Linked DNA regions of Homo sapiens: regions 1 and 3 are each linked to region 2. The links are chromatin contacts, found by Hi-C or POLR2A ChIA-PET in ENCODE. All regions are on one chromosome and are shown on one strand. Each heading gives the region's core, a stretch centred on a gene start or an enhancer-like site at or near the end of the contact. The rest is flanking DNA. Distances are from core to core; before and after follow the strand shown. Region 1 overlaps CDK6 (cyclin dependent kinase 6). Region 2 overlaps CDK6-AS1 (CDK6 antisense RNA 1). Region 3 overlaps CDK6 (cyclin dependent kinase 6).

Region 1 (2,857 bases), core at 142-2,641, 230 kb after region 2:
ATTATGTCAGTTTTTTTATATAAATAATATGGCTAAACTTCTGACAAACCTGACAGATATAAAGAGAAAACAAAAATTTACAACATTAAGAAAAAGAAAATCAGTATAACCAAGGAAACAGATGAAATTAAAATGATTATAAGAAATACTATGTTCAAATTTAAGTCAATACATTTTTAAATCTAGATTAAGAATGTTCGTAGGAAAATCCTTTATCATTACGAAAATTGGCTTCTAAAGAGGTTGAAAGCTGAGCAGACTAATTACCAAGAAGAAATTCAAAAGACCGTTAAGACACACTGCTAACAAAGATCCAGACAGCTCTATGAGCGAGATTGTTTGACCCTCAAGAAACTGATTATTCTTCTGTTGTTTGTACTATTCCAGAATATAATAAAGATTGGAAGCTTGAATATCCCTGATAACAAAACATGAAAAATTAACACAAAAAAGAAAACTACAGATCAGCCTCATTTATGAATATAAGTCAATATCCTGAATAGATACTAGCAAATAGAATTTCAGAGTGTCTTAAAAGAATAATACACAATCAGAAATGATTTATTCCAAGAAGGCAAGGATGCTACAATATTGGGAAATCTGTTAATGTAACTAATACGTCATTAATAAAACAAAGGCAAATGATTATATGGTCATTATTAATAGACATTTTAAAAAGCATTTGATAAAAATTCATTCTACATTTTGAGTGGTAACTAAATTTTAAAAGGAATAGAGGGAATTTCCCTAACATATCAATATTGTTATTATGATTTTGACTGTCTATACATTTATTTATCATAATAGGTATAACTGACTGAAGTATTGAAAATGAAGACAGTCAGCCTTACTAAAGTTTTTTAGGATGGGTAATCAATCAGAAACCAGTTTCTTGCTGAGCACAGTGGCTCACACCTGTAATCCCAGCATTTTGGGAGGCTGAGGTGGGCAGATCACCTGAGGCCAGGAGTTCATGACCAGCCTGGCCAACATGGTGAAACCCTATCTCTACAAAAAATACAAAAATATTAGCCAGGTGTGGTGGCGTGTGCCTGTAGTCCCAGCTACCTGGGAGGCTGAGACACGAGACTCGCTTCAGCCTGGAAGGTGGACATTGCAGTGAGCCAAGATCGCACCATTGCATTCCAGTCTGGGCAACAGAGCAAGACCCTGTCTAAAAAGAAAAAAGAAAGAAATAATATTTTCCTTAGAACAGCTTAAAATAAGGCTGTATTCAGATTAAACTTTTCTTTTTATGTTGCTAGACTTTATTTTGAATTGAGGTAGAAAGATAAGTGTGTGCCTTCATGATATCTGTGTATTTCTGTCAACCACTCAAGTGGAACCTTACAGACAGTTTGCACCTGCAGTTTTGTTTACAGTGTGTCAGGGAAGCAAAGAAGTGTTCCTCCAGCTAGAAATATTAATAAAGCAGAAACAAGTAATGTAACTAAAACTAGACCCCAGTATTGGACACTCTTCTTAGCAAAAACAATACCTTCCCTTTTGGAAATGACTGGTCATTGAATTTTGCCCAGTTATCTTTCTAGGAATGATTGCCTTAAAAGGATTAATTTGATAGGTGTATAAGCCCTTATTGTTGTGTTTACAGTACTGTGATAGGCATTTACAGATATAAACATAGATTAAGGCAGGGCCATGTCCTCAGGAACAAACCATATTATGAGCTATGTTACAAGGTATGATTTTCAGATAGCAGCTGGTGCTGCAACAGGGTGGTGCTGGCATCTAGGCTAGGCCTTGTAGAATAGGTGAAATTTACATATGTGGAGAGGAGAAAGAAGAGTTGCCCAGGCTAGGAAAATGATATAAACAAAAGCATGGAGACAAGAGCGATGGGATATGCTTGCATAATCTAGTGGTGTTCAAACATAGCCAAGGGTGAGGATTAGTTGAAGAACTCAAAAAAAAAAAAAAAGAAGAAAGGGGGAGGCGCAGTGGCTCATGCCTGTAATCTTATCACTTTGGGAGGCTGAGGCAGGCAGATTGCCTGAGCTCAGGAGTTCGAGACCAGCCTGAGCAACATGGTGAAACCCCGTCTCTACTAAAATACAAAAAAAATTAGCCGGGTGTGGTGGCGTGCGCCTGTAGTCCCAGCTACTCAGGAGGCTGAGGCAGGAGAATTGCTTGAACCCGGGAGGCGGAGGTTGCAGTGAGCTGAGATCATGCCACTGCACTCCAGCCTGGGCAACAGAGCAAGACTCCATCTCAAAAAGAAAAAAAAAAAGGAAGGAACAAAAGAGGAAAACTCCAACCCAAAAAGTTCAGCCCACAGAAAGTCTAATTCAGTGGCACAAGATAAGACCTATACACCTAAGTTTTTCTAAAACCCCATGGGGATTTTGATGAACAGGCAGGGTTAAAAACCAGTGGTGCAGTATAGATGTGACTAGGATATAAAGGCTATGGAAGTTCTATGGGAGGTGATGCATTGATGGAAAATACTCTGGGAGGTGATGCATTGATAGAAAGATATGTTGGGGCCAAATGGTAACTTGAGTAACATTGTTTCAGTATTGTCAGTTTTGTGTTTTGTTTTTTATTTCTATTATATCACAACCATCCCTCCATTAGATATCAACCAGTATTACTTAAACAAAACTTGACCCATGTGTGAATTCAAAGCAAAATATGTTAGATGAGATATAGAGGGGGAACCTGTCAAGAATCTTTTTCCAATTTGATGTTGCCATATAATCATCTAAAGACTTAAAACGGTCATTTTATTATCACTCATAATCTTGTCAGTTGACCGGACTCAGCTGGCAGTTCTGCTCTGTGTGACATTGTCTGGGACTGCAGTTATATGGGAGGTCAGTTGGCTTGAATGTCCAAG
Region 2 (2,953 bases), core at 156-2,655:
AACATTAATTTATAGTAATAGGAATCTGTGCCGTGGTTACCTTTGGAGGAAGTAACAACAGGGACAGGAGCACATAGTAGGCCTCTGTGGTGGTGTTAATGTTCAGTATCTTGCTTTGTGTCAAAATCAAGCTGTAAAATTAAATTTATGCCCTTACAAGTCCATAAATTAAATTTAAATTTAATAAGTGAAACAAAAGCTATATCGTTGCCTAAATCAACCAACCATAAAGTCATGAGTCATAAAAATTCCCAAATTACTTTTAATCCTATCATTCCTAACCCTAAAACAGTGAGGCCCTCCTGATAAAAAGACGCACTCTCATTACAGACAGTCCAATGCTCTTCCTGTGCCCAGCACATTATTAATAATTAATAACTAATATTTTAGTGCCAGACACCACACTGACTAAATAGTTATTGTGGATGAATATAGTTAGGGTGGATAATAGTGTGGACTAAATAGTTAGTGTGGATTAATGCAAATCATGCATTAATATATTGAAATCTCCCAATAACCCTTAGAGATGGCTATTATTAAGCTACTCTATAGATGAGAAAGTAAATTTTCACAAGGTCACTATATCAGTCAATATCTTTCATTACAATTAAAAGAGACCAACTTTCGTTTAAGCAAAAGGGAATGTGCTTAAAAGGGCATTGCAGAACTCCCAGAGTTGCCAGGACTGCCAATGTGAGGACTCTGTAGCCATGAACAATACCCCAGATCAAGTAATGGAGCTGGTCCAATGTGAAAACACTGTCTTATTGCCCAGCACTGGTGAGTGTGGCCCACTCTGCCACACTGCCAGACCTGGAGCCCAGACACGGGCACTGGCAAGTCTGCCACTGCTCTGTGGGAGCTTGCCATAACTTCTGCCACCAGCACGACCAGCAAGAATGACTCTCAGTTCCCACTGCAGCAACCAAGTGCTGAGCACATGTTTCATGCCCTAAGGCAAAAAGGAATATATGCACTTAAAAAATCCCAGGTTTGGAAGGTGGCAAGTGGGAATTTGAACCCAGCTGACTTGGTTCCAAAACCAAAGGCTCAAATTTTTGCGAGGCTGTCTACAAACGGGTGATGTTACTTTACCATTTAAAGGACCAAATGAGGCAAGCAAATCCAACAACAAGCAAACCCAACAACACTTCATGTCACTGTGTCACTATCAGAAAGATTCAAAAATGAATTGCTTGACTAATTTATAGACAGAACAAAACTATTTATATGACAAATAGGGCTGCTGGAAATCACCAAGTGCTTTAATAAAGGCAGACAGGGAGGACCCCATATGACAGCTCATCCGAGAACCAGAACTGCACCATGTGGGGCCATGTGGCTGCATGCTGACTCAGAAGAGGGGTGGGGAAGGAGGGCCGCTTCTGATTCACCAAGACCACATCCTGCCCCTCCTTCATTCTTTCCCCTGGAAGCTGCATATCAATCTTCTTAGTGAAATCTCCCCAAAGCATGGGGCTCAGGTATTTTCAGCAAACGTCTGTGAACCTAAGAGTCCCATTTTCCAGGAACATTTGGCCCTGCTTCTTTTCAATGGCATTTAGGTGTGAAGTTGACTATGACTAAGTGTGAAGCTGATAGTCTGCACATGAATACTCAGGGCTTGATTTGGGTTATTTAGTTTTCCCTGTGTTTTCTTGGGCACAAACCAATATCTAACATCATATATATATATATATATATATATATATATATATATATATATATATATATATATATATATATATATGTCCTTTAAAAAACTGGCTTTAGCTGGTTTAAATCAGAAAGAAAATTCTTAAACACACAATACCAGTTAGGTAACAACTTGGGAGAAATGTGTTCTTTCTGACAATCGTGTAAATACATATTCATTATCATCAAAGACTAAACAAGCATGTCATCCTGCTCTGATTCATCTTAGGAAAACATGTGGTAGGCAATTCAAAATCCTTCAAATAAAGAATAAAAAGAGGCAAGGTCAAGTTTTTTGTTAAAGGAAATTTAGTAAAATTAGTGTATTTGTGGACTTTTTAATTTTGTTTGCAGTTTTGAAGGTTGGGGTTTTTTGGGGTTTTTTACTTTTGTTTTGGGCTATCATTATTATTATTGGTTTCTATGAAGGCAGTAGTGGGAGTTAGGATTAGAAAGGTTGTGGTAGTCAATATATGGAGGACTTTGAAAGGTTAGGGATCTGATCTTTATTCTGTAGGGAGGGAGTAATTCATAAAGGTTTTTTATCTACTTTATTTTTACAATTTTTTAGCCAAATAGAACAAAGAGAAAAGTGTGGAAATTTTAAGTAAATTTAATTTTTTAAATCACACGTTATGCAATCACCATTCATGTCAAGAAATAGCTACCAGCACCTCAGGAAGTTCCCTTGTGGTATTTTTAAATTTAAAAAATTATCAACTATAACCAAATAGAGTGAAAACGTAAAACATGTATGTTCTGTTTAACATGTCATTGCCATCAAGGTCAAGAAGTCTAAGATCGAAAGCACCCCAGAAATCTCCTGAGTTTAACTTTGAAATCTCCTGAGTTTAACTTCGAAATCTCCTGAGTTTAACTTCCAAATCACAACTTTCTCCCTCCGCATCCACCATTCCCAAACCATAAGGTAATTGCTACCCAAATATTTGGAATAACCATTTCTTTGTTTTACTTTGTTTTTACCACCTAGGTATGCATTGCTAAATAAGATAGTTTAGTTTTGCCGTTTTTGAACTTTGTTCAGATACAATCATGCTTGATGTTTTCTTTGTTGTTTTGCTTCTTTACCCAACAGTATTTTTGAGGAGTCATCCATGCTGATTCTTGTAGTTCATAGTCAATTTCTTTATTATAAATAATCTGTTGCATGAATATATCACAAGTTATTTATCCATGCTATAGTTGTTAGACAGTTAGTGGTTTCCAGGCTGAGGCTATTACAAATAATGTTAAGGCA
Region 3 (3,023 bases), core at 381-2,880, 190 kb after region 2:
CAGTATCTTTGTATTTTTGGGGCCTTTATACAATCATTTAATGCTATTCATGAAGTTAGCATTTTTCCTTCAAATGCCTGTGCCAAACACACCTGTATAGTTTAGAGAAACATTCCTCTTTGTACCATAATGGAAGAGTGGGAGTATGTTCCCATCTTTTTAGTGACTTAATAAAATTCTCACTAAGTGAATTATATTCTCTTTCTCCAAGAATCTTTTTTTCCATATTACCTTCACTAATAAAAGATATACATGTTCTGAAAACACCCTTTATTCCATAGAAATTACAAAAAGACAACAAGTAAATGTTAAACATGAGAAGACTTTTATTCGACAGCTGTACAAAGTACAAAACTTAATTTTGGAAATTTTTTTTTAAATCTGTAACTGATAAGATTCCCAATATTGCTTTATTTGAGATCATTAACTTATTTAATACCAGAAGTATTACAAAAATTGCCAGGGAAAGCATCAGGAAGAATAGCTAATGAATACTGGACTTGATACCCAGGTGATGGGATGGTCTGTGTAGCTGACCACCATGGCACACGTTTACCTATGTAACAAACCTGTACATCCTGCACATGTACCCTGGAACTTAAAGTTGAAGAAAAAAAAATTACTTACATCCCCTTCCTGTGCCTCTGATGATATTCCTTCCTTACTCTGACCTCAGTGTTGATAGCATTTAGTAACACTAACGGAACCTCGTGGATTCAGAAACTTTGATAAGCCTAGGGGAGAAAATCAATGAAATGGAGTTGTGGCTTTCAGTCAACAAATAATTACTGATCACTTTCTATGTGCAGACGCTGTCAGTGAAGCTGAGGGATGATGGTGAATGGAAATGGACAAGGTCAGAGAGCTTACAAGCGAGATGGAGAGATAGATCTGAATCAGATAGTCACACAAAGAAATGTCTAGTTAGAAACAGAGATAAATGCAATAAAGGAAAGGGATATGGTTTTATGAGGCCATATGATAAGGCTCAAGAACCTGCCTAGGCTAAGGGCCAGGGAAGCCCTCCCTCCTTACCCAGGTCAAAATGTGGGATGCTTAAAGAGGTCACCAGCATCCTCCTGTTGAACGCGCCTGGATGTGGGCCCTGTGAATGTGCGCGTCATGCAATTCGTGCTTGGGGTGTGTGTGTGTGTTTGGAATAACTCATTCCACGGCACCCAGTTGGCACCACCAAGTGACAAAGTGAAGCAGGACCAGAGATCGGAGAACAATGTCATCTTTTACAGGAGAAAATAAATTGTTTATGCTTGTTTCCTCTTCGTGCGTGTTGTATTTACTATGGAGACCTGGCAGGGTTTGTGCCTCGGCTTGGGCAGCCGAGTAGCTCCCACAGAAGCCTCCAAAAGCTGCCAGTGCATACTGAATAAATCAAACCAAGAACATTACATGAGTATAATGGAAAAAACCCAAAGCCCCGTCGCCTCGGCACCTCAGCGAAAGTGCAGGACACACCTCTGAAGCAGGAAGGGCTCCTGTGACTCCTTCCCCTCTCAACATCTTGCCATGACACAACCAGGTCTGTTTTGTTAAAACATCCAGTTGCCAGTACATATTTCATAGTTAACAATGGAGGGTTTGTGCCGGTTTCGTTTTCACTTTCACCAGTGAGGGAAGTGGAACACAATGGGGGCAGTGCACAGAGCTGGGAACAGGACACGTTTTCTTTAGGATTCCCAGGGCTGGGTACATGGAAAATGCCAGAGCCAAAACAAACATGAAAACCCATCCAGATTCTCCACTGCGCGTTCTCAGTGGTAATAAAACACATTTGAGTTACCATCTGATAGGTTAGCTCTGCCTCCACGGTGAAGGCAAATATCGATGACCACTGTGAGAATTTCTGCCATGTAGAAAGAGAATGTATTCCATACTGCACAGAAAGCTGCTGTTGGTGCATGTGCATGCATGTGGCTATCTAATTGCACCAAGTGGATTTGCGAAGTGAATCAAATGACTGATTCCCTTGTTTATAAAAGATAGTCATTCATTTGACTCACCTAATTCTAGCTCCTTCATAAGTGGTCACTGTTGCGAATTAGTTCTGGACAAAAACAGTTCAACTGTAATGCTACTGCCTGGAGGATGTTTTACTCGGAGAAAGAGCCAGAAGTTCCTTGCTTTTTTCCTACATTTGTTCAGCCAGCATCTATCAGGGTATGATACAGAGAATCTGGTTGTCTGTCTTTCTTTCTTTCTTTTTCTTTTCTTTCTTTCTTTTTCTTTTCTTTTCTTTCTTTTCTTTCTTTCTTTCTTTTTCTTTCTTTCTTCTTTCCTTTCCCTTCCTTTCTTCCTTCCCTCCCTCCCTCCCTTCCTTCCTTCCTTCCTTTTTCCTTTCCTTTCCCCTTCTCCTTCCCCTTTCCCTTTCCTTTCCCCTTTCCTTTCCTTGACCAGGTCTTGCTGTGTCGTCCAGGCTAGAGTGCAATGGCACAGTCATAGCTTAGTGCAGGCTCCAACTCCTGGGCTCAAGCCATCCTCCTGCCTCAGCCTCCCAAGTAGTAGGACTACAGGTTCACACCACCACGCCCAGCTACGTTCTTTTTTTTTTTAAGAGATGGGGGTCTCATTATGTTGCCCAGGCTGATCTCAAATTCCTCAAGCAATCCTCTTGTCTCAGCCTCCCAAAGTGCTGAGATTACAGACATGAGCTACCATGCCTGGGCCTGTTTTTCATACGGACACCCTATATGATGCCATTCAAAATCTCAAAAGCCTGAGGCCAAACTGGATATAAAGACTAAGCATTGTCTTAAGATTAATGAGACCATATGCTTCAGAAAGTTTTTCAAGTAAAGGGCTTCTCAGGGATCCAGAAGATGAAAAAACATTTTGCCTCCTACATTTAACATTTTTGGGAATATGCCTCTGTGCTAGTTTAGGGGCTTCTCTGAAGAGTTCTATTTAATGAGATAATTCCATCTCCCCTAAATTTGCTTAACTCAACGCAAGTGTTATATTCATACTCATAGGAGTATGAGACATGGTCCTTGGAATTGAATATAAAG

What was found. Hi-C counts contacts between places; a loop is a spot of excess contacts on that map. ChIA-PET counts read pairs that join two places held with the same protein, here RNA polymerase II (POLR2A). Pooled maps may share reads with other maps.
Region 1: a pooled map shows a loop between it and region 2 (2.5-fold over the local background). The contact joins two enhancer-like sites. A Hi-C loop is called at or near these places in 2 of 168 maps with a recorded cell type or tissue (naive thymus-derived CD4-positive, alpha-beta T cell and natural killer cell) and 12 of 50 pooled maps.
Region 3: a loop to region 2 is called in a map of naive thymus-derived CD4-positive, alpha-beta T cell, with 11 times the contacts of the local background. The contact joins two enhancer-like sites. A Hi-C loop is called at or near these places in 1 of 168 maps with a recorded cell type or tissue (naive thymus-derived CD4-positive, alpha-beta T cell) and 11 of 50 pooled maps. POLR2A ChIA-PET finds 5 or more read pairs at or near these places in 3 of 52 experiments (activated CD4-positive, alpha-beta memory T cell, activated T-cell and activated naive CD4-positive, alpha-beta T cell).

What each region holds. Positions count from the first base shown.
Region 1 is chr7:92,673,170-92,676,026 of GRCh38, reverse strand. All of the region lies in intron 4 of CDK6 (cyclin dependent kinase 6), which reads left to right. Among named protein-coding and RNA genes, the nearest start is that of FAM133B, 84 kb to the right of the region's middle. Within about 2 kb of position 1,391, at least 2 of the 41 ENCODE cell types and tissues checked have a DNase peak (open chromatin) inside an H3K27ac peak, as active enhancers do.
Region 2 is chr7:92,902,908-92,905,860 of GRCh38, reverse strand. All of the region lies in intron 1 of CDK6-AS1 (CDK6 antisense RNA 1), which reads right to left. Among named protein-coding and RNA genes, the nearest start is that of CDK6, 68 kb to the right of the region's middle. Within about 2 kb of position 1,405, at least 4 of the 41 ENCODE cell types and tissues checked have a DNase peak (open chromatin) inside an H3K27ac peak, as active enhancers do.
Region 3 is chr7:92,716,723-92,719,745 of GRCh38, reverse strand. The region is part of intron 4 of CDK6 (cyclin dependent kinase 6); the gene reads left to right. Among named protein-coding and RNA genes, the nearest start is that of CDK6-AS1, 120 kb to the left of the region's middle. RefSeq lists enhancers at 1,499-1,798, 1,819-1,868. Within about 2 kb of position 1,630, at least 30 of the 41 ENCODE cell types and tissues checked have a DNase peak (open chromatin) inside an H3K27ac peak, as active enhancers do.